Regions from separate parts of the Mus musculus genome. Here all the other regions are linked to region 1. A link is a loop called in an ENCODE intact Hi-C map of the cell type or tissue named here. Cell type or tissue: heart. All regions are shown on one strand. Links, peaks and the distances in the headings refer to the core of each region. The heading gives the core; the rest is flanking DNA.

Evidence for each region. A loop is a pair of places that touch in the nucleus more often than their neighbours do. Peaks named below come from ENCODE experiments on the same cell type or tissue, not always from the same donor. Only the 100,000 strongest peaks of a DNase experiment are listed, where the experiment ranks them.
Region 2: it touches region 1 in a loop (2.4-fold over the local background); 2 of 42 quality-filtered maps call a loop at or near these places.
Region 3: a loop joins it to region 1, with 2.2 times the contacts of the local background. A loop is called at or near these places in 12 of 42 quality-filtered maps.
Region 4: it touches region 1 in a loop (3-fold over the local background); 3 of 42 quality-filtered maps call a loop at or near these places.

Annotation. Positions count from the first base shown.
Region 1 is chr7:44,300,786-44,308,006 of GRCm38, forward strand. It overlaps Clec11a (C-type lectin domain family 11, member a), which reads right to left and starts at 6,174. Exons shown (of 4, transcript NM_009131.3): 1 at 5,834-6,174; 2 at 5,488-5,689; 3 at 5,044-5,235; 4 at 2,981-4,201. The coding sequence starts at 5,980. The coding sequence ends at 3,756. It also overlaps the pseudogene Gm7238. In heart, for the core only: a CTCF peak has its summit at 4,155; DNase peaks (open chromatin) are centred at 4,236 and 5,914; H3K4me3 peaks cover 2,292 bases; H3K27ac peaks cover 2,191 bases; H3K27me3 peaks cover 512 bases.
Region 2 is chr7:44,464,583-44,471,803 of GRCm38, forward strand. It overlaps Aspdh (aspartate dehydrogenase domain containing), which reads left to right and starts at 853. Exons shown (of 7, transcript NM_026690.1): 1 at 853-953; 2 at 1,508-1,652; 3 at 1,889-1,973; 4 at 2,082-2,231; 5 at 2,303-2,523; 6 at 2,597-2,751; 7 at 3,061-3,169. The coding sequence starts at 890. The coding sequence ends at 3,104. It overlaps Josd2 (Josephin domain containing 2), which reads left to right and starts at 3,398. Exons shown (of 5, transcript NM_001205071.1): 1 at 3,398-3,608; 2 at 4,225-4,387; 3 at 5,830-5,955; 4 at 6,531-6,725; 5 at 6,833-7,076. The coding sequence starts at 4,242. The coding sequence ends at 6,932. Mir7052 (microRNA 7052) reads left to right here and starts at 5,765; the gene lies at 5,765-5,829. In heart, for the core only: a CTCF peak has its summit at 3,471; DNase peaks (open chromatin) are centred at 2,179, 2,369 and 3,389; H3K4me3 peaks cover 3,419 bases; H3K27ac peaks cover 4,871 bases.
Region 3 is chr7:44,356,120-44,363,340 of GRCm38, forward strand. It overlaps Shank1 (SH3 and multiple ankyrin repeat domains 1), which reads left to right. Exons shown (of 25, transcript NM_001034115.1): 25 at 501-2,234. The coding sequence ends at 1,218. It overlaps 1700008O03Rik (RIKEN cDNA 1700008O03 gene), which reads right to left. Exons shown (of 6, transcript NM_027049.1): 3 at 6,824-6,896; 4 at 6,533-6,653; 5 at 4,931-5,064; 6 at 3,924-4,262. The coding sequence ends at 4,067. Among named protein-coding and RNA genes, the nearest start is that of Gm39001, 15 kb to the right of the region's middle. In heart, for the core only: no CTCF peak of the experiment used is centred there; DNase peaks (open chromatin) are centred at 3,272, 4,042 and 4,882; H3K4me3 peaks cover 3,191 bases; H3K27ac peaks cover 2,329 bases; H3K27me3 peaks cover 3,301 bases.
Region 4 is chr7:44,242,855-44,250,075 of GRCm38, forward strand. It overlaps 2410002F23Rik (RIKEN cDNA 2410002F23 gene), which reads left to right and starts at 3,868. Exons shown (of 6, transcript NM_025880.4): 1 at 3,868-3,969; 2 at 5,398-5,441; 3 at 6,688-6,745; 4 at 7,167-7,205. LOC115486841 (a small nucleolar RNA gene) reads left to right here and starts at 5,236; the gene lies at 5,236-5,326. It overlaps Gm36864 (predicted gene, 36864), which reads left to right. Exons shown (of 5, transcript NM_001378657.1): 5 at 85-332. The coding sequence ends at 152. It overlaps Snord88c (small nucleolar RNA, C/D box 88C), which reads left to right and starts at 7,001; the gene lies at 7,001-7,084. In heart, for the core only: no CTCF peak of the experiment used is centred there; DNase peaks (open chromatin) are centred at 3,587, 3,857 and 4,397; H3K4me3 peaks cover 3,025 bases; H3K27ac peaks cover 2,281 bases.

The sequences.
Region 1 (7,221 bases), core at 1,182-6,181:
CCCTTCACTTGCAAACGCAGCCTCTTGAGCCTCTTCAGCAGCGGGTTTTCTTCTTCAAGCCTCACTCACAGCTGCTGCCACTGCCACTCTTCTTCCTGGCATTTGTCCTGATGTTTCCATTCATTTTGTTTTATAAATGCAGATATGTGCCTATTGGATTCCTTAGAGCTGGTGTTACAGGCAGCTGTGAGCCACCAAGTGGATGCTTGGAATTGAACCTGGGTCCTCTGCAAGAGCAATGAGTGCTCTTAAACATTAAGCTATCTACGCAGTCCCCTCATTGAGACTCTCTTCCCAGGGGACTAGATCATATCAAGGTGATCACACAGGATTAGGCCATCAGAACTAATGGCCTGAGTCCTGACCAGTGTCACCCTCCTGCTCATAGAAGCCTTTTAAGAAACAGCTTTTAAAATTACATTTACATAATTTTTAAGTTTATATTTATTTTTTGGTTTTTCGAAACTGGGTCTCTGTGTAGCCCTGAAACTTGATTTGTAGACCAGGCTGGCCTTGAACTTACTGAGATGCTCCTGCCTCTGCCTCCGAGGTGCTGGGATTAAAGGCCCAACTGACTCCTGTAGTTTTGTACTTTATCTAGAGCTGTCGGACTGAGAATTGCCTCTAGAAGGGATAGAGGGAGGAGTCTCTTCTGGAGATAATTGGCATAGCTCCTCCATTCAACAGTGTATGCAAAGGTGACATTTAAGGGGTCATGGCTGAGAGAGGGGCACCAGCAGTCAGAAGGGGAGTCACTGAGAAGAAGAAGGGGAGACTCTGAGAGCCTACCTGCCTCTCCACCCTTCTCCTTTCCAGCCCATTTTCTGAACTTGAGCTTGCATGTCCATCTTCAAATGCTGCCATTGGTTCCATCATCTGATGGAGCCTAGCCAGAGGGTCAGCTCTGCAGTTAGGGTTCAGGCATTCTCAGGATTATAAAGAGAATTCTGTGGCTTGGTTCTTCTGAGGCGATATTGCTTAACAATTAGCGTAATCGTATTACAAGCAATTGTGCTAAAAATCACATGCAGGAAAGAAAATCACCCTGAACAACAGCAACCAGGAAACAACAGGGAAAGATCCACATGTGGTCAAGAAACATGAGGAAGTCTGGGCAGTAAAAAGTGCAGGCATACATGAGGTGGTGCGGGCGTGCGTGAGTGCGTGAGTGCATGCGTGCGTGCGTGCGTGTGTGTGTGTGTGTGTGTGTGTGTGTGTGTGTGTATCAGTCAGGATCACATACCCATTCCTGGGCTCATAATGATGTCTGCTTTGGGCTCCTTAGGATGTGGCTCTGAATTACCTCCTCATACTCTGCAGGCTCATGTGTGTGAACACTCAGTCCCTAGATGGTGAGTCTTTTCTGGGGTTTCGCAAACTTTTAAGAAAGAAGGTATGCTTGGTGGAGGTGGGTTACCTGGCTTTTGAGGACATGACGCCACTTCTGGTCTGAACTATTCACCAAGCTTCCCAGATATGAAAGGCAGCACCTTCAAGTGCTTGCTGTCCGGGTTTACCTGGTTTAGGCTGCTCCCACCACCACGCCGTCCCTCCCATAGTGAACTGAAACCCCCCCCTCCCTCAAGGGGTTTCTATCAGGTGTCTCATCCTGGCATTGATACAACTAGTACCCATGATGCAAAGCTAATCCTCACACAAGAAAAGGGGTGCAGACCCCCTCTGCTGTGTAGCTATTTCCTTCTGAATATAATATCACTTCATGGGGCTGGAGAGTAAGCTCAGTACCGAAGGGCTCTTGTTGCTCTCACAGAGGACTCGGAATGATCCCAGTATCCACGGCGTGATTCACAGCTATCTCTAACTCAAGTTCTATGCTATGGGCCCTTCCCTGACCTCCTTGGGCACCAGATACACACATGCATGTTGCACACACGCACACATGCAGGCAAACACATAAATCTTTTTTTTTTTAAATCCCTCCTTGGAGGAAGGAAGGAGGGTCATAAGAAAGCAGGAAGTTCAGAAAGTTACAAATTCACAAGGCCCTTCCCCCAGGTCATCCAATCAGTAGACAAAGAGAGGAGACTTCACTAGAGCTGCCTGTAGGTTGTAAAATGGGGGCATGGGGTGGGGGTGGGGGCTCCAGGGATCAGCTAGATTTGGGTGGAATCATTTCTTCAGACTGCCTTTGGTGCCCTATATGGAGTGAACAGACATCTGTTCACATCACCTCATAAAGTCACACATGCATGCAATGCTGAGGGTCAGGCTGGCCCAGGACAAGAAATTGTCCTATCAGAAAATAAAGCATAAAAGGTATGGGCAGGGATGGCTGTTTGGTACATGTTTGGCCACTTCCAGACTTCTGATGTTCATGTTACAAGGCCGCACCCGGCCACCCAAAGAGGCGTGCAAAATGGGAGAGACTGCCCCAGCTATTAGACTAGGAGACCTGGGCTCAGAGAGGAAAGACTGACTTGGCTTCTCAGGCAGGAAAATAACTGAGCGAACCTGAGTGTTCCCATAAGGAAAGTCCTCGCTTTGTGTGTGACCTCACATACTAAGGAGGTTGTGAGACTTAAAAGTTGTGGTAGGTCTCTCCTCTCTGGAATGGGCTTGATGAAGTAGTACTGCCGTCCCCTCACCGTGCCACCCCAACTGGGAAAACAGTTTCCGAGGCACAAGTCAACAGAAAAGAAGATTAAATGTCAGGACCTAGAGCACACCTTCGCGATTCCTTGGTCTCTGCTCAGGACCAAGGCCAATGACTGAGATGATGACAGGGCTCAGGTCCTAAAGGCCCCATGAGGAAGCAGGCTAGGGATGTTGACACCTATATAGGTGCATGAATACTCCAGACATCTGTGCACAAGTGTGCACAACCACATGTACGTTCCTATGCACATGTGCTCTATGACATTCTGTACTTCAAAAACACAATTACCCAAAGTCAGGGTCTGGTACTTCCTAACTTCCCCCCAGGCAAGACAAAGGTCAGATGTCTCCATGACCCCTCAAATTATATTTTAAAAGGATTTATTGGCACTGGGCCTATTTGAGACCTTGAAGTTTCAAAGACAGGTGGGGACATGGAGAAGTCTGGGGCTGGGGGACCAGCCGGGATTGGCGGCAGTTCTGGCCCAAGGAGGGCTCAAGATGCAGGGTGCACTATAGAGTGCAGAGTGGAAGATGCACGGGGTGGAGTTCAGGGTGCGGAATGCACATTGTACGTATGGTGGTTAATATTACATTTAAAAGTTTAGACTCACTGCTTGAAAAACCAAAGCAAAATATGCCTCAGACGAAAGCCCCTAGCTTGTGTGGGCTGTACACTAACAGTCCATCTACTTCCTCATTCTCCCAGATATTGAAGACTATTCTGAAATTGATTGGCCTTGTAAAATTTGCTGTCCTAGCAAATTTAGTTGTAAGACTAACTGCGATTTCTGTTTTTGTAACTAATCTTGCTTCCTCTGCTCAAAGGATGACTAGGACAACTTCAAGACATATATGTTAAATTTTTATGCTCCGGCCTACATGTAAGCAGGCTACATGCAATCTTGTGGGGTTTGCCTTTAAAATCCCTGGGCTGATAATGCATCTTGGAAGCAATCTCAGGAGCACACCTGGCCCCAATCAGTCTGGGTGCCAGTATCTAAAATAAAAAACCTCTTCTGATTAAAATGTATTCATGGTCACGCTTAATCTCTGAGCGACTCCCAGGCCCCTAACAATAGGGTGCGCGGTGTACGGTGCAAAATGTGCACTAGAGCTCCTGGGCAGAGACCGGTTCTCTAGAAGGGGAACTCGCAGACGAAGTAGAGGCGCCGCTCACAGTCATGGTCCCACCAAGAACCGTCGTCTGAGGCCTGGGCCACGCAGTTCTCCAGGACGCCGCCATTGGGCTGATCCGGGCTGAGTGGATGTGTTGCCGCACTAGGCTGGGCGCCGGACTCCAGGCTGAATGCGCGGTGCCAGGCGAAGAAAGACACGCGCTGGCCGTTCTCGAAAAGGTAGAGCCCCTCGGAGCGCCGATCGTGCACTCCCAGCCACACCGGCCAGTTGTAGGGGGCGAGAGCGGCGCGTAAGTACCGGCTTAGCGCATCCATTTGCTGGCGGTCCGCAGGCTGTGCTAAGCTCCCACCTCGCGCCTTGCACCGCGCCTGCGCCGCCGCCTGGGTCTCGAAGTCTCGCGAGAGCAGGAAGCACTTGTGGCCAAGGCGCAGGCCCTTCAGGCAGCCTGTGTGTAGGGTGAGGCGGAGTCAGAACGTTGCGGGTAGGAGGGGGCGAGGCCAAAGCTAGGCCTTTAGGTGATCAATGAGGTGGAACCAAGGTTGCAGGAGGGGAGAGAGGGCGGGTCCGGTAGGTAGAGGGAGGAGCCTGAGCCGTCGAGCGGTGCCTGGGGTGGAGGACGGGGCCAGGTGAAGGAGGGTCATAAGAAGGATGGCCAATGAGGTGGTGGCAGGCTTACTGAAGGCGGGGCCAAAGAGCTAAGGCCCGGAAACCAATGAAGCAGAGCCAGGACTGCAGGGGGCGGTTTTATAGCGACGGGGGCTAAAAAGAGGCGGAGTCAAAGTTAGAACCGCGGTGACCAGTGAAGCCAAGACGGGAGTGCTGGGGGCGTGGTTAAAAGGAGACAAACCCTTCAGGGGTGGAAAACCATCAGGAGGAGCCAAAGCGCTGAGGACAGAGGAGGCGTGGATAGTAGGAGGGATTAGAACTTCTGTGACCAGTGAGGCCTGGCCAGGCTGTCAGGGGCAGGGCCAATGCTTTGGAGGGTTGAAAAGGGTGGGGCCAAGGGGAGCCTCGTTAGAGCAGTAGTGTGTTAGTGAAGTGGAGCCAGGGCCTTCGGGGGCGTGGCCAGGGTGTAGGCGGTTCCAGACTATGGGTGGGGCTTTCAGGGTGTGGCACAGGTTGGAGCAAGAAAAGTCTCACCCACCTCACAATCCATCTCTAGATGTGCCAGCACCTCCCAGTTCTATGTGGACCCTCTGGTATCCTGATACCCGTTTTCTCCAGGTCTTCAGACCTCCATGGGTCTCCTCCTCCCACCTAGGCCCTCTTTGTGCTGCTGAGACTCACCCTCCAAGCGGCCGTGCTCCTGCTCAGCACGGTCCTGGACCTCCTTCAGGGCTTGCACTGAGTCGCGGGTGTCACTCGCAGCATCCCGCAGCTGCCGCAGCCCCTGGGTCAGCTCAACCACACGGGTGTCCAAAACGTGCAGACGGACGTGCAATTGGTGTAGGCCTGCATCGAGGCTGGCCAAGCGGCCCACTGTGAAAAGACAGAAGGCACAACTAGAGGCACAATTAAGGGCTCTAAGGACATGGAGGGCACGGCCCTCAGACTCCCAAAAGCGGATTGGATGAGGCGATCTGTGGGATGTGTGACCATGTCTATGAAGTTCAGTGGGTTAAACTCTTGACAGGCAGACACATCTGGGGACCTTGGGCCCCTTTGATGTGTCTGGCCTCCGAGTTGGGTCAGTGCTTGACAGACAGGCCACCCTGGCTTCTGAATACTCACAGATGTAAGTGACAGTGTCCTCTGGTGTGGGAGAAGGGCTGGGGAAAGGGTTGGGACTAGAAGAAGGTGCTGTGGTGATTTCCTCTTCCTCTTCTTCCCCTTGAGTCTCTGTGGTCTCCCAGACCTCTTTGTCTTCAGGGTTTTCAGCAAGATTATCCTCATTTCCCACCCCAGTGGGCAGCCCTAGGGCCTCCTGGAGATTCTGGGTCAGAGAATGCATGTCAGTTTCCTTCCCGCCTACCCTCTCAGCTCTTTTCTGAACCCATTGTTCCATCTAAACCCCCTTACTTTTCTTTACCCATCTGAACACTTCATCTCAAGCCCACAGTGCCCCTCCAACACTCACCTTCAACATCTGTGACTCCCGCTCTCTCTCCTCCTCCAGGGCACCTCCCCAGCCTCCCTCCCACTCCCTCCCAGGACCTCGGGCTCCATGACCAAAACTCAAAAGCTGAGGGACCACTAGGGCCCCCAAGAGCCAGGCTGCCTGCATCCAGCTGGGCTTCCCAGCACCCAAATAGTAGAGAGGTCAGAATGCCAGGGGTAGGACTGCTGTATAGACCTAGCAAGTGTCCCAGTCTGGTGGGCAGCTCACAAGCCCCTTGGACCTTCTTTCTGCCAGGCTTTCTCTTCTGCCTTCCCTCCTGATCTGCTCTGTCTCAACTTTTGATCTCCTCAGCTTCTCTTGGTGAGTCTCCCCGCCCCTATTGGCTTCCAGGAGGCTCTGCCTCTGTGGCCGGAAACCTCCAACGTTCCAAAGCCTGATCCCGCCTTGGGTCTACCCACACCCACCCCTTGCCACTTTCCAGACCTCTGCTTCTGCCCTCTTTCCTCCCTTTTGCAAGTACAAGCACTTATATGGATAAAAGGAAGATGGGGAAAGTTTTCCAGGGCATCCTTGGTACTGGTAGGCCTCAGCCTTGGTCCAGGAGTCTTCTCAGAACAAAGCAGGCTATGATAGGATGCCAGCTTTGGACTGTTCACTTCTCTCTGTCTTGGCCATTCCTGAGGAGGGGGCACACTGCAGAGAGTATGCTAAGGTTGCTATTATCCTGTGGTCACCGCTGACCACACAGCCTAATGAAGGGGACTCTTCTAACATTCTCAGGCTCCGGGGCTCTCCCATCCTCTACCCAGATGGCCTGTCCTGGCCCTACCAGCCCTTGTATGTGGTGCCTGCTTGTGGGGATATGTGTGAACAGCATGCATGTGTGCTGCTTAAAAGGTGTAACTACAAGATTCTCCTGCAGGCCAGGCCCTGAGCAGGTTGATGCTGGGGTGGGAGGGGTGGTAGTGAGCCCAGTGGTTCCCCCATCAAGGGAGGAGAAGGGTTGACAGTCAGAGCAGGTATCTCCAGTATGTATACTAACCAAGCACTGGCCGTGAGTAGAGAACCCTCTGCAAGCTGCCTTATCCCAGCCTAGACCACTGCAGTGGCCTCCCCTTACTCTCCCTCCTTCTACAGAGCCCCTCCAATCTGGGCTGCTTGCCTGCCGCAGCCAGAGCAATCCTTCCAAACCATAAATCAGATCACATTACTCCCCACGCCCCTGCCTCCTCACCTTCCCATCAGAAGCAGGAGAGAAGCCAAACCGCGGTCTCCTCGGTCCTCAGTGCAGCCTGCAGGGCTGGGGCCTGGGAGAGAACCGTTTTTTCTGCAGTCTCACCTCATCTCCCCTCACCCTCCATCACCACTCTGTCCTTCCTAGCCTTTTCCTCCTTCTGCAAACTCTT
Region 2 (7,221 bases), core at 827-5,826, 160 kb after region 1:
GACAGAGCTGTTGCGCATGCACTTTAGGTTCTCCATCTTTTCTGCTTTCTCCGCAACCATCTCGGCTAGGATCCTGGTTACCATGGCAACAATGCGGCTGTACCAGGTGGCAATGGGGGCAGGGAGCTGGCCTGCTGCAGCCTGACATGTCCCATGCCAGGCCTGCCAGCCAGTGGCTGGGCTCATCCTGGGACACTCAGAGACTCCCCAAGCCATGCAGGTCCCTTCTTCATGGACAGGAAAGGAGACAGGAGGGGGTCAGGGGACCAAGAATACAAAGAGGCTGGAGATTGTGGCCTCAAGGTGGAATGAATGGTGGACAGTTAAGGTGAGCTCAAGGACAATCAGACACTGGAGTGAAGAAGGGGACTCCAGCCAGGACTGAGGAGCACGGAGGACTGGGAAAGACAGGACACAGGTGGGGCCTGCAGGACCACATACATTCCAGCCAGACCTTTCCACTTAGACTTTAGAGGGGGGAAAAAAAGGAGATCAAGAGGTTTGTAAGGGGCTTGGTGGGAGACCTAAATTCCTGTCCCCAGTTCTTCCCCCATCCCAAGGAAAATGCAGTCTCCATGACAACCTGCTGGCCAGACTGAGGAGGGGGGCTGTAAAGGGAATTTTCTACCTCAGCAGGAATGGGAGAATGTGGGCTGCTCAGGAGGCCGTGGGGTAGTGGGCACATAGGGCCATGCAAGGCCTAGCTTCCAAGCCACCATGCCAGCCAGCAGGAGGGCAGAGGGCTGGAAAAGGACACCCTCCCCATCCTGTTCCCTCCCTCAGTGGAGAGAGTCAGGGGTCAAAGTCCAAAGTTCATTCACTGTCAGGCCTGGTACAGGGGCCAGCAAGCACAGCAGATCCCCCACAGCAGGGTACCTTGTTAAAGACCATGGCCACCAGTACGCTCCCTCAAGTTCCTTACAAGGTGGGGGTGGTGGGCTATGGCCGCCTGGGTGAGTAAGACCTGGCCTGGGGTCTCTTTCTATGCCCTGTTCCTAATGTTCCAGAAACATTTGCTTCCATCTATCTTTCACCCCAGCCTGCCAGCCCAGCCTGCCTTCTGCCCACTCACTGGGCCTCCCTCTGTCTCTCTGTGTCTCTCCCTCTGAGAGAGTGTTTATCTCTGGGTATCTGCCTCTCTCTAGGTCTCTGTCCTTTCTCTGGGTCTCCAAGGTCTGTCTGTCTCTGTCTCTCCCCCCCCCCACCTTCCCCTCTTCTCTCTCCCATCTTCTGTCTGTCTTTCTTCTTGCTCTCATCTCTGTGTGTGTGTCTGGGTCTTTGTGTCTCTGTCTCTGTGTGTATGTGTCTCTGTGTATGTGGGGCATCTCTGTCTCTCCTTTCTAGGTTTCTATGTATTCTGTCTGTGTGTCTGTCTGCCTCTCCTCTCTGGGCTTCTGACTGTATTCTGTCTCTAGGTCCCTGACCCCCCCCCACCCCCAATCTCCCTGACTTAGGAGGGGAGGGTCTCTCTCCTTTCCTTGGATCCCTAGCCCTCCTGTCTCTGCAGGACAGTCCCTTGTGTCCCGCCTTCTGGCTCAGGGATCAGAACTGGGCCTAGAACTTGTTTTTGTGTGGAACCGTGACCCTGGACGGATGGCAGGGAGTGTGCCCCCTGCCCTGCAGCTCCAAGACCTCACTGCCCTTGAGGAAAGGTCAGCGCCCCACAGAAGGAGCCTCCCCAAAGCTGCTTCCTGCCTCCCTGTGTCAGACAACCCTTTGACCCTTTCTGAGTCTCAGTGCATATAAAGAGAAACTAGAATGCACCCACTATCCCACTCCCCTCCCTCAGCCAGGGTAAGCAGTGCTATCCCTCCAAACCCTGAGGACCTGGGAGACAGGAGACCTGACTCTTCTCCAAGGCCCTCCCCCTCCATGTCTCTCTTCCTAGGCACCCTGACCTTGTGGTAGAAGTGGCCCACCCCAAAATAATCCATGAATCTGGGGCACAAATCCTTCGCCATGCAAACCTCCTGGTGAGCCTCCTTGCCCCTCAGTGAGTCCCTCTCTGTGTTGGCTGCATCCCACCCTCCAGCAGTAATCTGGGTCTTGGCCTTGCCTCTCTCTACCATCCGTGTCCCAAGGTGGGATCCCCCTCAGCTCTGGCTGACCAGACCACAGAGCAGCAGCTCCTGGAGGCTTCAAAGCGCTGGGGCCACACTGTGTTTGTGGCCCGAGGGGCCCTATGGGGCAGTGAAGACATCAGCAGACTGGATGCAGCCGGAGGCCTCCAGGTGAGGACTGTCTGGGCTGCCAGACGGAACATGTAAGAGTCTCAATCTCCTGACCCTGCCATTGCTTCCAGAGCCTTCGAGTCACCATGGCCACACATCCTGATGGCTTCCGGCTGGAGGGACCCCTGGCTGCAGCCCACAGTAGTGGGCCCCGCACAGTGCTCTATGAGGGCCCTGTGCGTGGGCTCTGTCCCTTGGCCCCCCGAAACTCTAACACCATGGCAGCTGCTGCCCTGGCTGCCCCCAGTCTAGGCTTCGACCGTGTCATTGGGGTGCTTGTGGCTGACCTTAGGTAAGCACAGGGCGTAGGTGGCACAGCTGTGTACACTCCGGGTGGACTGACTGCACTTCTCTGCCGGCTGCAGCCTCACCGACATGCACGTGGTGGATGTGGAGCTGCTAGGACCCCCAGGGCCTTCAGGTCGCAGCTTTGCCGTGCACACCCACAGAGAGAACCCAGCCCAGCCTGGCGCTGTCACCGGCTCTGCTACTGTTACAGCCTTCTGGCACAGCCTACTGGGTGCGGCAGGCCCCTCCAAGGGTCCCTTGGCGTTTGTGCTCGGCAGAGCTCACATGTTGGGTGTCCCAACCCCAGTTTTCTGTCTTTTCTCATTCTTAGTTCTCACTCCCAGGCTCTATGAGCCTCTCTTTCCCCGCCCCGCTTTCTCTCAGCATCTGGGTCCCCCTCTAGGTCTCTACATCCACATGCCACATCTCTTTCTGAGTATCCTCCTTGACTTGTACCACATTACCTTTTCCAAAACCCACGTCCACCATGGCCACCTGCATGTGTCTGTGTTGTCATCCTAGTTTTTCATTCTCCCCACAGGCTGCTGTCAGCTCACCTCCAGACCTGGGATCCACCTCTGCTGAGTCTCCTCCCCTACTACCCTTACTGTCATATTGACAACTATGGGTCCCAGTAAACATCAGAGTTCAGCCCACTGTTCTCTTTGGCCTCTTTGGTTCCTTGTCCCCACCTCTATGTCGTCACGCTTCAGCTACACACTGAGTATGACGCCATAGCAGCAGCGTGCGAGCTCATACACAAACCAGCCCCCTGAAAGCTATCGCGAGATCACTCGTTACCACAACTCCCAGAAACCTCTAGGCAGCAGTGAGCCCTGGGAGAGAACGAGAACTGGCTGCTTTGTCCGATGGGAGTTGTAGTCCCACGCGGCAGAGCAGCCCCGGAGGACTTCCGGACTGCGCGTCCTATTTAGACGCCCTACGGAGGCCTTCGGGAATCGCAGTTCGGCGCGCGCAAGTCGCCGGGAGCTGTAGTCCCTTTCGCCTGCTCAGTCAGCGTGCTACCACCCGGTCGCTGCCTAGGGAATGCGAAAGCGGTCGGTCCCGGGGAGCAGAAAGGCCGGCGGGGTGAGGGCCAGGCGGGCGACAAGCAAAGGCGGGTGGGAGTGTGCCTGGTTGCCAGGTGACAGGAAAAGGTGGGGGCTCCTGTTGCTTAGTAACTGGTAGAGGGCCTCGTTGCCAGGTGAAGGGAGGCGAGAACCCTGGTTATTGAGGAGGGGAAGTCTTTCGTTGCTAGGCGACCAGAAGAGACCCTGTTACCCAGAGACGGGAAAGGAGGAGTCCTCCATTGCTAGGTGATCAGAAAACGGACCAGGATACCCAGAGGGTGGGGTTGTTCTGTTGCTTGGGAACTAAAAAGGTATTGTTTCCTAGGGACAGAAGGGGTGGTAGTCCATTGCTAGGTGATGATGATCAGGACCCTTTTGCTTGGAGACATGTAGTGGGGGTGGGTCTCTATTGCCAGGTGAGCAGATGAGAGCCTCTACTCCCCCCACTCCCAGGACTGGGCTCAAAAGGTGTCTCTGTGCTCTGGAGACAGCCTGGGAAATAGGGTCAGGGCCTCACGGCCTCCTAAGCTAGCCCCAGTGCCCATCTCAATGTCCATTGCCCAGGGACCCAGGAATCTAGAGAACCGAATGAGCAAGATCCTAGGTGCCTAACACCTCCTTGTCCCACCCCGCAGCAGGAGCTGAGGAGGGCATGTCTCAGGCTCCGGAAGCAAGGCCGAGTCCACCCTCAGTGTATCATGAGCGGCAGCGGCTAGAGCTGTGTGCTGTCCATGCTCTCAACAACGTCCTTCAAGAGCAGCTCTTTAGCCAGGAGGCTGCCGACGAAATCTGCAAGAGGTGACTGCCATTGTTCCCCGCCCTGGAAGAGCAGGGCTCAGAGAGGCACGGGAGCCTTCCTGGGACCCTAGCAGGGCCAAGGCTCCGATCCAGGAGCTGTTGCCTGCCCTCCCACCTGCTGCTTCTCACAGCCTCAGCCCCAGCTTTGGCCTCAACCTCTCTTATCTGAGCCTCTGTCACAACCTCCCAGCTGTCTGTTTTTCTTCTCCTGGTCGTCCTACACACAGCCCCACAGCTGCTTGCCCCCTCCTCTGCTTCTATCCCTCTTTGGTTCCCCAGAACTCCTAGGGACTAGCCCCGGGCCTTCAGGCTGAACTCAAGGCCTTGTGTGCTCGGGTCCTTGCCTACCTTTCTGCAGCTTCATCCTTCGATGTACTCCTAGGCCTCCAACAGGCTGTTCCCATGTTACACAAGGCATTTTTTTCCCCTTCTTGGTCCCTTTGTTTGCGCCTCACAATTTCAACCATCACTTTTGTAAGAAACTTTCTTGAATCTCTCTCCCCATTCCCACCTCTAGGCTGCAGGGTGCTTCTATGGGCACATAGACACCCCAGCCTGTAGTCCTTGCCCAGATCCACAGGCAGCCCTCATCTGTAAACTTCAGACTTACTTAGAACATACGCATCTCTCTTTCTCCAGCTCTTTCTCCAGGGACATGCTGAGCAGCTCGAGCTGAGGCAGATGTCACAAGGGGGAGAAGGCTGGGAGAGCTGCAGACATGAGTGGCTCCCTCTTGACACTGCTCGCCAAGGGTCCAGGCCTACAGAGGAGCAGGGCCACAGAGCTGGGGAGAGCTAGAGGGAAGGCTTGGGCACAGGGACATCTGGGATGGGTGGCTGCTAAGAGCTGGTGCTGAGGCTATGCAGGGCCTGCTTGCCACTGGAGGAGGTGGGCGTCTGTCCTGGGATGATAGGGCACTAGGGATGCCTCTGAGCAGGGTAGGGCAGGGTGTTCCCAAAAGAAAGGGGCACTCTGTATTCAGATATGGCGGCATGAATGTGACTATCACCCAGGGACTCTGAGCACAGTCTTGGGTCTGAAGGCTCCTCTCCCAGAAGAAATGACATCTGAAGCTGGTCTGGAGAGAGACCGTGACGAGTGGGAAGAATGGAGGGGCAGGGACTTTGTCCAGAGCACTTGGGAGTCACGGGAGAAGTGGAAGTAGGAAGGGAGCAGGGCAACTCAGGCTCCTGGAAGTTGAAGGTAGGCTAGAGGGAGAGACTAGAGGCTGGGAAGGGTTTCTGAGTGGGAAAAGATAAAGCCTTAGCCAGTCTAAGAGTACAGGGCTCAGGGGTGGAGGGAGAACAGGACGTGAGGATGATAAACTGTGTGGGGGTTGAAGAGAGACGCGTCAAAGGCCAGGCTCTGGGCCTCTCCTATCATGTGGGAAGGTGGAGGCCTTTCCAGGATTTCAAACCTTGGCTCTGCCCCCTCCTTCCCAGGCTAGCCCCAGATTCCCGGCTGAACCCCCATCGCAGTCTCTTGGGCACCGGCAACTATGATGTCAACGTGATCATGGCTGCCCTGCAGGGCCTGGGCCTGGCCGCTGTGTGGTGGGACAGGAGGAGGTAGGGCCTAGGCTGTGGGCTGCACTGCCTCTGGGCGTGTGGGATGACACAGAGGGTGGCTTGAAGGGAGCCAGGGAGGCTATGGCAGATGGGGTCTGACTGAACGATGGGCTGAACTTATAAACTTGGTACCAGTCCAAAGGGTAGCCAAATGAGTAACTTACGATTAAGGTGGGAAAGACAGAAGTTAGTCAAGAGTAGTGGAGCCATCTTGTTGGCCCAAGGCAGGACTAAGCGGGAAGCCAGCCTGGACTGCATATGGAGAGCCTGGGTCAAAAGGGCAAACAACAAAAAGTTGAGGTTCTGGGGTTCCATTGGCAGAAGGCTTCCCCGTCACATATGAGGCCAGGATTCCATCCCCAGCACTCCATCAACTGCTGTAGTGGTGCACATCTGGGATACCCGAGACCCTGCCTAAACAAACCAAAGCTGGAGTTGACAGATAAGAGGGTAATGGGTCAGTGAGTGAATAGACGCTCATTCTGGAGAAGGAAGCAGGATCCAAGTGCCTCTGTGGCCCGCAACCCAGACCTCAGTGACTCTGGGGCCTCATGCTATATCCCTCCCCTCCCCAGACCCCTGTCCCAGCTGGCCCTGCCCCAGGTACTAGGCCTGATCTTGAACCTACCCTCTCCTGTGTCGCTGGGGCTGCTGTCCCTGCCACTGCGCCGCCGACACTGGGTGGCCCTGCGACAGGTAGATGGCATCTACTATAATCTGGACTCAAAGCTCCGGGCCCCTGAAGCCCTGGGGGACGAGGATGGAGTCAGGTGAGTGGTAAAGAGAGTGACAGGCTGGGGCCAACACTGGAACTGCCCTGCAAGGAGATGGACCCGCCTGGACTGCTGAGACCTCAGTCTTCCACTCTCCCCCTCAGGACCTTCCTGGCAGCTGCCTTGGCCCAAGGCCTGTGCGAGGTGCTATTGGTGGTGACCAAGGAGGTGGAGGAGGCCGGCTGCTGGCTGAACACAAGCTGATCTGCTGCCTGCTCCCACAGTCCTAAGTGTCCAGTGCCTGGAAGGGCCTGCAGCTCCAGGCCTCAGGAGGCCTGCACCCTGCCCTAGGGTCCCCACTCCCCCAACCACTGCTGCCTCAATAAATCTGCTCTTTTGTTATTTGTGCCTGGGCTCAGCTCCTGGGGATTGCTCTCGGTCACAGGCCAGTACCCATAGGGAGACAGAAAACAAAAACCAACATGTCGCCTCCCAAAATCAGAATAATATAAGCAGAAGCAAGGATCACTCCACTTTAAGGTTTAGACCATCA
Region 3 (7,221 bases), core at 1,474-6,473, 56 kb after region 1:
AGTATAGAATAGTGGTTAAGAGCTCAGACTTTGGTGACTTCTAACTGGGCTCTGCCACTCCCTGGCTGTGTGTCCTTAGGCAAGTTTCTTAAGCTCTCTGTGCTCTTGACGATAGTAGTAACTAACCTTCCACGGGGGCTGTTGTGGGGATTAAATTGAGATGTGATTCAGAAAGCCTTGAGAACGATGCCTGACACACATGAGCAGCAGCAAGTGGTGGCGGGTGTTATTGCTATCACTTAATGGTTCTTTTTCTTCCATCTCTCTTGGCTATCACCCTCTCCCTGTCCTTCTTCTCACCCTTCACTTCTGCCCTGACATTCATCTGACCCTCCCTTACCACCACCACCCACCCCATCTTCTCCATCTCTCTGCCCCCACCCTTGTGTCTCTCCCTCTGAATCATGGCTTCTGCCTTTTTCACCCCGGCCCTGAACACTTCCTCCAAACCCTGCCCCTCCCCCTGTCGCCCCACCCCCACACCCCTTGTCACATTCCAGGCTCTCCGAAGACTCCCAGACCTCTCTCCTCTCCAAACCCAGCAGCAGCATCTTTCAGAACTGGCCTAAACCCCCTCTGCCACCACTCCCCACCGGATCTGGGGTCTCCTCTTCAACAGCTGCAGCCCCAGGAGCTACATCCCCTTCAGCCTCATCTGCCTCAGCTTCCACCAGACACCTGCAGGGTGTGGAATTTGAGATGCGGCCTCCGCTGCTCCGCCGGGCACCCAGCCCCTCGCTGCTGCCTGCCTCGGATCACAAGGTCAGCCCAGCGCCCAGGCCCTCTTCTTTGCCCATCCTGCCTTCAGGACCCCTCTACCCGGGCCTCTTCGACATCCGTAGCTCTCCGACCGGAGGGGCAGGAGGCTCGGCTGACCCCTTCGCTCCCGTCTTTGTGCCACCACACCCCGGGATATCTGGGGGTCTTGGAGGAGCCTTGTCTGGGGCCTCTCGCTCCCTATCACCCACCCGCCTGCTCTCGCTGCCCCCGGACAAGCCGTTCGGCGCCAAGCCTCTAGGGTTCTGGACCAAGTTTGACGTCGCTGATTGGCTGGAGTGGCTGGGCTTATCAGAGCATCGAGCCCAGTTCCTGGACCACGAGATTGATGGCTCCCATCTGCCCGCCTTGACCAAGGAGGACTATGTGGACCTGGGCGTGACCAGGGTGGGCCACCGTATGAACATTGACCGGGCTCTCAAATTTTTCCTGGAGAGGTGATGGCTGGCCTGGACGGACCAGCCCGTCCATAGGACCCTTGAGCCTGCTGACCTCTTGACCTCTGACCCCTCTGACCATCATTCTCTCCCCTCTCCCCTCAGGGGGCCAGGGACTCTGCTAAAACTGTGCCTGGCCCCATCTCCCCAGGCCTGACTGAGGTCCCCAGGTGGACCCGATGCGGGCCAGACAATGGCACCTCGCAAGAGGTGGGCAGCTGACACAAGACTGCAAGTGGAGTAGAGGGGGGGATTAGACAAAAATGACAAAGGGGTACTGAAGAAGGAGGGAAAGGCCGACTGGGGGTGGGGGGACAGACAGAGCCATAGAGGGTCAGCCCAGAGCCTGACCTGATGGGGTCCTGGGAAGGTGTGCCCTCCGATTCCATCATTCGCGCCCCTCAAATAACCCTTTTCACCTCTCCAGGCCCCTCAGTCTTCCCTCTCTCCGTGGCACACTCAGCTGCCCAGCCCCCGGCCTCTTGCACGCCTGTTCCCCTTCCTGGCTGCAGTTTTTGCACAAGCTTGCCCCCTGGCTGTCTTGCACACCTCTGGCCTGCTGAGGCCCTCTCCGCTCCCCAACACGCTGCATTCTTTTTTTTTTTTTCTTTTCTTTCTTTTTTTTTTTTTTTTTTTTTTTTTCCTCAAGCGCCACCGCCTTCGCTAGCTTGCTCTCTGCATACTTGCTTCTGGGGGAGAGGGGTTACTGCACCCTTTCTTTCTCTAGCCACCCTGGTCCCATGCTGCAGACACACATGGGACTTTCCTTCCCTCTCCTGCTCCCAGACCCAGGCATACTCCCATAGCCCCTGGCCACCCGTGCTCTCTGCTCTCTCTGTACATGCTCTGAACACACTCACCTCCGCTCTCACGTCCAGGGCCACTTTCCTGTCTTGCCACCCCTAAGCCCTTACTCTCCCTCTCATGGTGGCACTCCTGTGCCCGGCCTTCTCTATTTTCTCTGACACTTAGCACACCCCTCACACTCATGGCCCTGAACTCTTTCCAAATGTTTAACCCCTTCTCCCCCGGCTCCTCATCCTTCTCCTTCACATTCCTGTTCACTGCTGTTTTGTTTTGTTTCCTGAGAAAGGGTTTCTCTGTGGAACCCTGGCTGTCCTGGAACTCAGAGATTGCCTCTGCCTCCCATATGCTGGGATTAAAGGCGTGCGTCACCACGCCAGGCTACTTCTGTTCACCGGTTTCCTTGCTTTCTTGTGTACCCTTGCACACTTCCTCTTGTGCACTTGCCCTCCCCGGCCCATTCTCCACCCCTGCCCCCAGCCTCCTTCTTCTTTTTCTTCTTCTTCTTCTTCTTCTTTCTTCTTCTTCTTCTTCTTCTTCTTCTTCTTCTTCTTCTTCTTCTTCTTCTTCTTCTTCTTCTTCTTCTTCTTCTTTCTTCTTCTTCTTCTTCTTCTTCTTCTTCTTCTTCTTCTTCTTCTTCCTTCTTCTTCTTCTTCTTCTTCTTCTTCTTCTTCTTCTTCTTCTTCTTCTTCTTCTTCTTTCTTCTTCTTCTTCTTCTTCTTCTTCCTTCTTTAATGGTGCTCAGGTATGGGATGTGCTTGCTGCGCTGTTCTGATCTTTCTAGATGACTTTCCCCAGTTGCCCTGCAGAGCCTGGCCTCTTTTTGGTTTGCGTATTCGCCTCTCTGCATACTCTTAGCCAGTCCTCTCTTCTCATTTTCTGCACCCACCCTAGGTCTTCGCTCACCTCCCCCTGCTTTTCCTAGGGAGAGGAGACCCTGCGCATGCACGCTGGCTCCCAGCTCACTAGGCTGTCACCCAGTCCTGTCATTCTTAGACCATTCATCTGTCTGTCCATTTTGCACGAAGATTCCCCTCTCCTCCCCAACCCTTTCTTCTCTCCCAGATTACGCCCCCATCCTTACAGCATGGCTCCTCCCTCCCCGCACGTTCCCCCTCCCTGCTTCTGGGGCTTGGGAATTAAAGCCACCTCTCCTCCCCTAGGTAGCCCCCTCCCCTGCTGTGGATAAAAGGGGAGAAGGCATCGCCCTCAGGTTCCCCCCTATGTTCAGCTGCCAAAGAAGGGAGCTCCCCTCCTTCCCCCCACCCCATTCCCTATAGCTGTCCCCAGGCGCCCCTGGGGCGCTCCATCCACGAGGGGAGGGCCAGCCCCCTCCCCTCACCACGTCAGGGAAATGCAGGGAACCTTGTGGGAGGGTCACGGGAGGGGGAGGGGTGGCGAGGGCTGGAGAGGTGGTGGCGCTGGGCCCCTACCCGCCCCCTCCCCCTGGTCGGATGCCCCCCGTCCGCAGGGGGCCTGCGCGGCGCCTGTCTATCAAGGGCTTGTTAATTCCGGATGGGTGCCGCGGGGTTGGGGAGGGCGTAAGGGGTGGGGGTGGGGGTGAAGGAGCGGGGAGAGGGAAGGGGGAGGGATTGGATGGGGGAGCGGGGTGGAGAGGAGAGACCAAGCAAAAAGAGAAACAATAGCAAAAGAAAAATATACAAAGCAAAATAAAAATTAAAAAAAAAAACCCTAGAACACACAAATCCAAAAGGGGGAAAAACCTGAAATAAAAGCCCTAGAACTGTCTTCCAAGGGGGCGGGAGGGGACTTGAAAGGAGTTGAGCTCGTCCTGCAAGGTCGCAGGGATAGGTTGTGACCAGGTTGGCGTTTCTGGCCGAGTGGATGAGAGTGGAGGTTCGCCCCGCCCCCCACGCCCAACACGACTTTGCCGAGAGAAATGGCTTTTGTATCAGGTCATTCTTTATAATTAAACTCACAGTATCCACCCCCTCGAGCCGGCCCCGCCTCCTTCCTAGGGAGGCCACGCCTTCTCGTTTCGCCGGGTCTGGGGGCGGGGTGCAGCTGGAACCCGCCCCCGCTGTGCGTCAATCTTCGTCGGCAGGCTCCGCCCCGAGGGCTTCGAGCATGCGCCTTCGGACCAGAGAGCGGCGCAGGTGCAAACGGTAGTCCCCCAGCAGTAAATCGTCGTGGCGCACCAGTGGGTACGCGGTTCCACGGAGGGTGAGCCCGGAGCGCAGCAGGCGTGACCGCGTCTGGAAGTCTGTGACGGTGATGAGCCACCTGTGGGCGAAGTGAAGGCCCAGAGACGTCTTTGGGTTCACCCTGGCCCCCTTCGCTTGCGGGCGTCACTGCGGTCTTCTCAGCTGGATCGTTCACCTCACCTGGGAATGCGCCAGGTCCCGCCCTCGCTACTGTCTCCTCAGACTCCGCTAGAAAAGCCCTTCAGCATAGGACCTGCCCCCACAATGTCATCCTGACTCTGACTCCTCCCTAAATGCTACCCAGCCCAGGCCAGCCCTCCAATGCTATCTTCATTCTGATTTTGCCAAAAGTGCCGCTCAACCTAGGACCCGTCCCTCTGAGTGGTTCTGGGCCTCAAAACTCACTGTTCCCCTTCACCTTGACCTCATCCTCTCACCTCGCCTCTTCTCAACTCACTCTAGGCTCCAAGTCTTTCAGTTGCTTTTAGCTCCATCCCTCACTGGCCTCTACACTCTGACTTCAACCACCAGCCTCCTCTAGGTTCCACGCCCTCTGTGTCCGTCCCCCCACCCCCCCTGTGTCCTCCCCCCTCCGTCCCCCACTGATGCTAGGCTCCGCCCCTCTCCCACTCTCACTCTAATTCCGCCTCCCAGCTCAGTTTATGGAGCATTACGCTCCCTGGCTGCATCTCTCCCAATTACGTTCCTCAGCCTCTCACCCTAGACCACTCCCATGCATGGTCTCACCTGTCCCTGCGGCCCGCAGTACCGCAGATGACATTCATATTCTCGTAGCGGATGCTGTTCACGCGCCCGCTTTCCATGGCCCCGGGCAGCTCGGCCTCCAAAGCCTGCAGCACCTCCACGTGCGTAAAGTCTTCCTGCGTGGGCATGCATCAACTTCAGCCCTTATCTCCTAGGCTGGAGCCTGGTCCAAGACTCCACCTACAGACCCGCTAGGTTATGACACTCTTGTCAAAAGGGGTGACCACAGGTGTCTCTCGGGTGTGAAGGCATCTGCTACTCGAGATCATTCTGAAAAACTAGACTAATTAAATTGTAATAACCGCCCTACAGGGAAACTCTCCCAGAGACCAGCCATGGACAGTGCTTTACAGTTCTGGAGGATTCTATTTGAACAGGTGATTTCAAAGTTAAGGGGCTGCAGTTATCAGAAGGGTCAGAAGAAATTGTTTGAGCCGGGTGTGGTGGCGCATGCCTTTAATCCCAGCACTCGGGAGGCAGAGGCAGGCGGATTTCTGAGTTCAAGGCCAGCCTGGTCTACAGAGTGAGTTCCAGGACAGCCAGGGCTATACAGAGAAACCCTGTCTCAAAAAACCAAAAGAAGAAGAAGGAGGAGGAGGAAGAGGAGGAGGAGGAGGAAGAAGAAGGAGGAGGAGGAAGAAGGAGGAGGAGGAAGAAGAAGAAGAAGGAGGAGGAGGAAGAAGAAGGAGGAGGAGGAAGAAGAAGAGGAATAAGGAAGAAGAAGAGGAAGAAGAGGAAGAAGAGGAGGAGGAAGAGGAGGAGGAAGAGGAGGAGGAAGAGGAGGAGGAAGAAGAGGAAGAGGAAGAGGAAGAAGAAGAAGAAGAAGAAGAAGAAGAAGAAGAAGAAGAAGAAGAAGAAGAAGAAGAAGAAGAAGTTGTTGTTTGAGGAGATGTGCCATAGTGGAAAAGTGCGAAAAACAGCTGTCCAAGTATATATAATCACTGTTGATGGGCTGGCTTCCTGGTTTAGTGGGTAAAGACGCTTACTGTGTGAACCTTATGACTTGAGTTCAATCCCTATAACCTGCTATAGGTGGAAGGAGAGAAATGAGTTGTCCTCTGGCCTCCACCTGTTAGGACAGTCTGGAAGGCCTCTTCCTCCCACCCATGTGCTAACCAGGCCTGCTTTAGCTTCTGAGCTGGAAAGAGATGCCTCGTACCTGGGGCAGTACACTGGGGTCCCTTTCTTAAAGACACCAAGGAAAGGAGAGATGAAATGGGGACAACAGCCCCCCATGAAAGAGTAAAGTCACATAGACTTCTAAAGGGATGCCTTAAAGCTTGCACCTAGTATACAGTAGGTGCCTCTTAACGCCAGACACAAGCAATCATGGTCTCCTCTGTGTGTGTGCGTGTGTGTGATTTTGTTTTTTTGTTGTTCTCTTTGAGACATGAGCTCAGGTAGCCCAGGCTAGTTTCAAACTCACCGTGTAACTGAGGCTGACCTTGAACTGCTAGAGTGCTGCAGTAATGAACACAGATTTACCATGCCCAGTCCTTAACCTGAATTAAACCGCCGGCCACCTCAGGTCTGATCCGCTGATCCCATCACCACCTGAACTGTGCAGAGAGCTGGGCCACTCACCGAAGTCTCCATGCAAAGGCAGAGGGGCTGGGCAGAGGGTGGTTCTGAGAATTTTCGGATACACGGGAGCTCCCGATCCAGCGCCTCATATTCCGAGATGACCTGCCGCAGGTACTGCTTCCTGTGTGTGTGTGGAGGAGAGGGAAAGAAAGAGGAGAGGGGAGGAGAAGGATAGAGGGCAAAGGAAGGGAGGAAGGGAGAACAAGGCAAGGAAAGGGACTCTCAGGTCAGGGGCTGCTGCTGTCACCTCTGCAGGAGCTGTCACAGGTCGCGGGACCAGGGAGTACTCACGAGGACTTGGCAGGCTTGCCCAGGCTCCGAGACATGGACTCCTCCATAGACTCGAGGTCAACAAGGAAGGATCCTAGTAACAAAAGAACCCAGTGTCACCTGCCAAGAACCCTTTGAGGCCATAACTCTTTCCAGAAGAGAATCACCCAGCAGTGTGCATACCACTCAGGAAAGTTAGATCTCAGGGGCTAGGCTCTGAGATATCATCTGGAAGCTACAGGATCCACCCTTCCATTACGGCGCTGAGACTGTTTCCTGGCTAGGTGCAGCCTGAAGGAAGCAATGCAAGAGAAAAATAACACTCTGCACCAGAAACTTTTTTTTAAGATTTATTTATTTCATGTATGTGAGTACACACTGTCTTCAGACACACCAGAAGAGGGCATCAGATCCCCATT
Region 4 (7,221 bases), core at 1,004-6,003, 58 kb before region 1:
GCAGGGTCTGGGTTATGACAGTGTAGGGTACCAGGTGAGGCTAGCCTACTGACCTCTGTGTCCTCTGCCCTCTTTCTCTCTCAGGTTTCTTCTCCTATCTGAACTACATCAATTTCTGGTCTATCCTATCACTCCAGCCTACATGGTCTTAAGACATGACAATGAACTAACAATGGCTGTCAGCTGCCTGACAACACCCCCCCCATACTCAAGTTATGTAATTTCTGACTCCCTTCAACCCAGAATACTAATTTATATTTTAAAGAAAAATATCTTCTGCCCAGAGTATTTCTTTATTTGGCTCTGTATGGTGAATAAAGCATTTCATGGAACTGCTATATTTCCTTACCCGCTACCTTGTCCACCTTTTCCCTCCTAAGTAGAGGGATAGAAAAGGGATTCTGTCTAATGTCAAAGGTCAGAAAAGAGACTGGGGTGAGGGTCCTCAGGAAACAAATGGCAGGGCTTTGATTTGTTTTGGATGGGTTTTTTTTTTTTGGGGGGGGGGTTCAAGACAGGGTTTCCCTGTGTAGCCACGGCTGTCATGAAACTTGCTCTGTAGACCAGGCTGGCCTCAAACTCATTGAAATCTTCTTGCCTCTGCCTCCAGAGTGCTGAGATTAAAGGTGTGAGTCACTACCACAACAAGTTGCTTAAGCATGTTGAACAGTTGACTTTCAGCTTTTACTGTCTGTCATGGGGTTTTTTTGTTATTGAGACAGGGTCTGTTTTGACTAGGCTAGCCGGAACTCAGAGATGCGCCTGCCTCTGCCTCCTGAATGCTAGGATTAAAGGTGTCCATTACTGTTCCCTAGCTCCACCCTTTAGTCGTACCATCAATATCTCACCTTTTCTGAGAAAATCCTGCTCATATCCTCAGCTCCCCTCCTGTCCTTTCCTGCAGTCCAGCCTCCCCACCCCTTTCTCTTCTTCCCAAATGCCCGCAACACAAGTCTGTTCAGTGTCCGGTTTGAGGAGGGAGGTGTGGGGCCAAGAGGCTTCTGATGAGTGGGGAAAGGTTACCGTGTCCCATGCAGGGAAAGGAGGGTCCCTTTGCTCACTCGCATAGGTCTAGAGACTGTTCCTGACTACCTCCATGACTCATAGCAAGGCTGACCCACTTGGGACTCAGTGTCCTTGTCTGTAGAATAGAGGCAACCAAGAACTGCATGATCAAAAGGCTGGAGAGATGGTGTGGTGATTTGAATAGGTATAGCCTCCCCCCAGACTCATGTGTTTGAATGCTTGGCTCATGGGAGTGGTCCTATAAGGAGGAGTGGCCACGTGGGAGTAGGTGTGATCTTGTTGGAGGAAGTGTGTCATTGTGGAGGGTAGGTTTGGTGGTGAGGTCTCTTATGCTCAAGCCCTGCCCAGTGTGGAACATAGGCTCCTTCTGCTGCCTGTGAATCAAGATGTAGATCCCAGCTCCTCCAACACCATGTCTGCCTGCACACTGCCATGTTTCCCACCATGATGATAGTGGACTAGACTGCTGAACTGTAAGCCAGCCCCAACTAAGTGTTTTCCTTTATGAGTTGCCTTGGCCATGGTGTCTCTTCACAGCAATAAAGCCCTAAGACAGATGGCCTAGTGGTTAAGAGTTCTTGCTTGCTTTTCCAGAAGAATGAGTATGGTTCCTAGCATCCATATTGGATACCTCACAACTGCCTGTAACTCCAGCTCTGCCCTTCTAGCCTCTGCAGGTACTGCATTCATACATATGCATATCCCCCCCCCAACGTGCACACTCAGACAAATGAAAATAAAAATAAAAAAACTGTATAATTGAGTTATCAAAAAAAAAAGTCACAAGGGTCTGGACAGATGGCTCAGCTTTTAAGAGTTTTACAGAGAACCAGGGCTTGATCCCCAAAACCCTCATGGCGGTTTCCAACTGCCCAGAACTCCAGTTTCAACACTCCCATCTGACCTCTAAGGGTACCAAGCACACACACATGCAAGCAAAACACTCATACATATAAATCTAAAATAAGCACATTGTATTTTCAAAGGAAAAAATTTAGATGTGTTCTCATGTATTTCAGGTTGGTCTGGAACTCACTATGTAGCCAAGATGGAATCTAAGTTCTCAGTCTCTTGCTGGCATTCTAGGTGGACACAAGCATGCCTGGTCTAATGTTAGGGATGAACCCAGCGCTTCCTTCATGTTGGACAGGCACTCTACCAACTGAGCCACATTCCCCAAGCAAATGCGTCCATTTTTAAACAGAGTAACAACTCTGTCTTATACTAGATCTACAAGTAATCAAATAAACAGTGTCAATACTGTGCAGACAGATGCAATGTATGTGCCCATAGATGAAGGTAAGGGGGTCCATGCTATGGGGAAAGAGAAAGGTGTCTTATTTTTCTGTTGCTATGATAAAACACCCTGATAAACGCCACGTAAGGGGACAGGTTCACAGTTCAAAGTGCAGTTCATCACATGGAGAGGTAAGGTGAGGGTCAAGGAGGCAGGAGCTTGAGGAGGCTGCTGGTCACACTGCATCTGCAGTCAGAGGGACATTTACACTGGTGCTCAGCTTTCTCCATTTATGCAGCCCATGGTTCCCCAATAGTGGGTGTGCCTTCCCAGGTCAACTAACCCAACTAAGATAACCTGTGCATGGTCAGCGGCTAAGCTAACCTAGATAACTCTCCACAAGGTATGCTCCAAGGCTTCTTTCCTAGGTAATACCAGATTTGGAGAAGTTGACCATATTAACCATCAATGTGGTAACGGGAGCCAAGCACAGAAGCAGACAGGGAGCTTTCTGAGCTCAAGGCCAGCCTGTTCTAGAGAGAGAGGCCTTGTCTCATCAAACTATTGACTTTCCTCTGGTGTGAGCCAGCAGCAATAATGGAAACTCGTTTACCTAAGAGAAGAATCTTTCCCTTTACTTCAGACCACTAGGTTCCCAGGCCAGTCTCCCCAGCGGAATGAGAAAGAGCCCTAATGAGCAGAGGGCCAGCTAAACAAAGAATACTCAGGTCACATTAAGGAATCTAGAGCTTGAAGAGTGTAACATAGACTATTTGGAGGGCAAAATGAAGAAAGAGAGAACTGGTATGAGGTGCAGACTTTTAAAAAAAAAATGTTCTATGACTTCTGTGGTTGAGGACCCACTTCGAGCTCATCCAAGTATTCAGAACCCTGACCCTTATCCCCCAAGACCTAGGGGTTCCAGCCCTCCGCCTCCTTCCTCAGACCCAGCAGTCCTTATCTCAGCCTCCAGATTCAAACCCAGTAGTGCAGCCCTCCAGCCTCACGCCCTCATACACAAGGGTCCAGACACCACCCACCCTCCCTCACACCCAGGGGTCCAGACCCCAACCTGCCCTCTTTCTGGCACAGGGAATTCCCCTCCTTTCCGCCCTAGCGTCCCCGCTCCGGGCCCGCACATCACAGAACCCAGCCCTCTAACTACACCACACCCATGGTTCCCTAAAAGTCTGCCAGTGTGTGCTGGTCCTGCCTCCCGCGCCGCAGCTGCGACTACTGCCGGGTGGGCCCTTTTAGCGGACCCCAGCTTCTGCAGCAAAAACGAGCTAGCCTGCCGCGCTGGCAAGTCGGGGGATTTCCGGTTCTGGCCAAACCCCCACCCCATGGGGGGCTTTCTCGTCCCGCCCTCTCCTTGGGAGCTGTCTAAGAGCTGCCTGACGGAAGTAACGGAAGAACCTTTCAGATATGTTCTTCATTCTCTTCATCCTCTTTGGGAACAACGTACCTTATCACCTGATCAGGAATGTCCTAAGGGCAACAGACGTTTATTCTTTCTGCCACCGTGAAAGCAGGATCCCCGGCTCAGGCGTAAGTGTGGGCTACCTCAGGGCGGGGCCCAAGAGCCGCTGGAGGCGGGGCCTTGCGAGCGCGATGGGTGGGGCTGACGGGCAGCGCGCGCTATAAATGGGGACACGCGGCGGTGGCGCGCGCCTGTGGCGATCGCGTGTGAGGTGAGGTCTGTCCCGGTGAGTTTTTCCACGGTGTTGGCCTCGGTACCTTCCAGTCGGTGGTGCTGCTTTGCACCCTGGGAAGCACGTGTCCCGAGGTGTCCGTGGCCTGGTCACGGGTGTACCTGTCGCGCGGACGGGCTCAAGGGCGCTGCTTGGGGCCGCGGGCGTGCTCGGGCTGGAACCAGGGTTTCTCTCGAAGGGGCGGATGCGGGTACTTTCGGGACAATGCCTTTCGCCAGGTTTGTGGAGCTTGGGATGCCGGGCCAGGCCTTCCTTTGTCTTGCCTTAGCCGGGCTACGCCATTTCTGCTGCTCACGTCGCGGGTCTTGTCCGCCATCTTCCCGGTTTTTTTTTTTTTTTTAGGCGACAGGGAGGGGGGTGTGTGACATAGAATCTTTCCTCCCAGTGACAGCCCCGTGCTACCTGCAGGTTCTCTCCGTAGGAAATCTCTACCACTGCCCCTCCCCCGTGTGGGATTTTGGCAATTTTGTGCAACCTAGAACACATGAGGGCTGGAGGAGGATGGGGTGTAGGGGCAGATACACGATACGGAGTTACCAAGGCGGAAGTGAGTGCACGTGGAGGACTGGATTGCTTCGGAGCAGCAGGTAGGAGTAGACGAGGAGGAAGGGAGCCAGGCCTTTGTTCACCTGCAAGAATACTAATACAATGGCTACAGGATGGTCTTGTAGGGCCTGATGGTACAAGCATTTTCGGTTCAGCTACTCAAGTAAATTACATATTTCTCCCAAAATATTTTAACCACACCTTTGCCTGTAAACCAATCTTTTTCTGCCTACTTACTGGTCAGTGCCATTATCACACTTGATTAAACTCTTTCCTCTTGGGAATCCTACTGTTCTCTTTGTGTTCCTTGCTAAATCATCTCCCAGACAGCTTTCACAGGGTGGTTCAAATCTCGCTGAGTAAGTCACTGGGCCTTCCATTTATTTATTTATTTATTTATATAAATATATATATGTATATAAGCCTATATTATATATATAAAATCTCAGCAGGGTTTTGCTTGTTTGCATTTTGCTCTGTAGAACCCCCATAGTTCTCCCACCAGGCTCCTCAGAAGGATGTGTGTCTTTGCAGGTTGTGTTTTTCAAGGTTACGAACCAAGACAGAACATCATGTCCATAGGGAATCTCTATGGACCTACTGGACTGGGGAACTTGGAGCCTCTAGTGGATTTTGTGTTTGTCAATCTTTTCTATTGTGTTAGCTTGGCCACCATCCCTGAAGGCAAGTAGCCTTGACATTGCAGAAGGCCTGAGGCTCCTGTGATGTTTAGCACTGGGCTCCAAACACCCTTGAGGACACAGTGCCCCTCCAGGACCTTTGACACCTGGAGATCTGAGGACCTCTAAATTTGATGTTCTGTACCTGTGGGCTGGCCCCACACATAACCCTCACCAAGTCCTTTCGGTATTACAGGTGTATCTTGAAGCCACGTAGCCATCCATCATCATCTTACTGTGGTAAGAGCCTTTACTTTTTAATCTGTCCACACCTAAAATAAATAGTGTACCTTCCTTTTCAGTTACTCTCTATAAGTTGGATTTAATGAACCCGCAATTATAGGGTATTACATATTAAAACTCTTAACTTAAATGGGATCAGTCAGGTGTAGGTAAAGATCCCAGACCTGCTGTTCATAACTCCATACCAGTCAGTAAACCACCTCAATAAACCTGGGTGCTGAATGGAACAGACACATCAAGGGCAGGCACCTAAGTCCTCTGCAGTTACATAGAGAGGGTGGCAGTATTTTCTGTCTTCTAAGGGTAAGGACTGGGTAAGGTACAGAAAGGACCAAATTTTCAAACTCAGTAGAGAACAAAATATCGGCATTAGCGCCTGCCCACTGGATTTGTGGACTGAAGACAATGTAGCTTTGAGCATCGTTTAGGGCCTAGCAAATAATTTGTACCCCCCAAAAAAAAGATACTTTTTATTTTTTAAAGAACCTTGAATTTACATAGGTTCTATTATTAAAATAACAAGATTTATCAGAAGACAGGCATGTGTGTTATCTAAAAAAGAACACGTTCTCAGCTCTAGGAGAATATCTCCTTGTTTCTTAGGTGTTGGGAACAGGGAAAACAATGGCTCTGCTGTTGACCTTAAGATGTTTTCTATCTGACCATACTGGGCTTGGGCTAATAACAAAGCACTCTGCATAGCACTGAACACACGGAGTCTCTGGACTGGGCAAAGATGTGAACTGAAAAGGTACAGAGAGCTGGAGAGGAGTTACTTTCTATAATTTGGATTTAATCAACCAACAACTATAGGGTCCAAGGCCAGCCTGTGCTATATAACAAGACTGTAGGGTAGAGGAGAAGAGGGCCAGTATTTGAAGCAAATGAGTTCACTACATCTCACCAGGGTCTTAGGCAGGTGTCATTTCTTTGCAGAATGCAAAGTCATTACTTCCCCCAAGTTGCAGGGTGGAACAGAGGTGCTAACCTCAAACTCAGGCAAGTTGAAGAGTTGGTTTAGGGGGAAACAGGTCTGGAAGAAGGGTGGAAGCCACTTAGGGACATGTTCACTATACCCTGGAAATTCCAAACAGTCCTAGGGCTGAGCCATGAGACCAAGACCAGTCTCTGTCTCATTTGCCCCACATTCCCAAGGACACAGCAACCTCAGTCTACAGCATGCAGGTCAGTGTAGACAATTGAGGGGTAACTGTGGCACGTGCCTATAATCCCAACATTCCAGGTGGCTGAGGCGGGAGGATCCTGAGTTAACATCCAGACTGGACTACATACAAAAATAAGTGAGTAAGATTGGGGGCGGGGAGTATAGAATGTATCGAAAATCTTCTACCTTGGGAGGTAGAAGCAACTTTGCCCACATAAACTGTCTTAAGCAAGGAAACAGGGAAGTGTTACCCCTAAGGGTCCTGGGTTCTCTAAAACCAAGTGTCAGCCATTCTCTTGGGTGGATTTCTGAGCACTGGGCTATACTGTCCCCCTTGGGACTTTGCATGGCCCTAGGACCTTAGAAAGGGAGGGTATTAATATTACCAGGACCCCTCTGATGTTCAGCACTGGGCTCTGACCATCCTGAGGACATGGTGCCCCCAGGGACCTTTGACACCCTGGGGTCTGAGGGGCCCTGGCGACAAAGGGAGTGGATGGGGAAGCTGTGGTCTTTGTGAGTCTCACCAGCCTTTCTCCTCTCCCTCCTGCCAACAGACAGAGGCAGTTCCTTCAGACAACCAGGCTTCCCTCCAGGTAAGCAGAGAGCTGC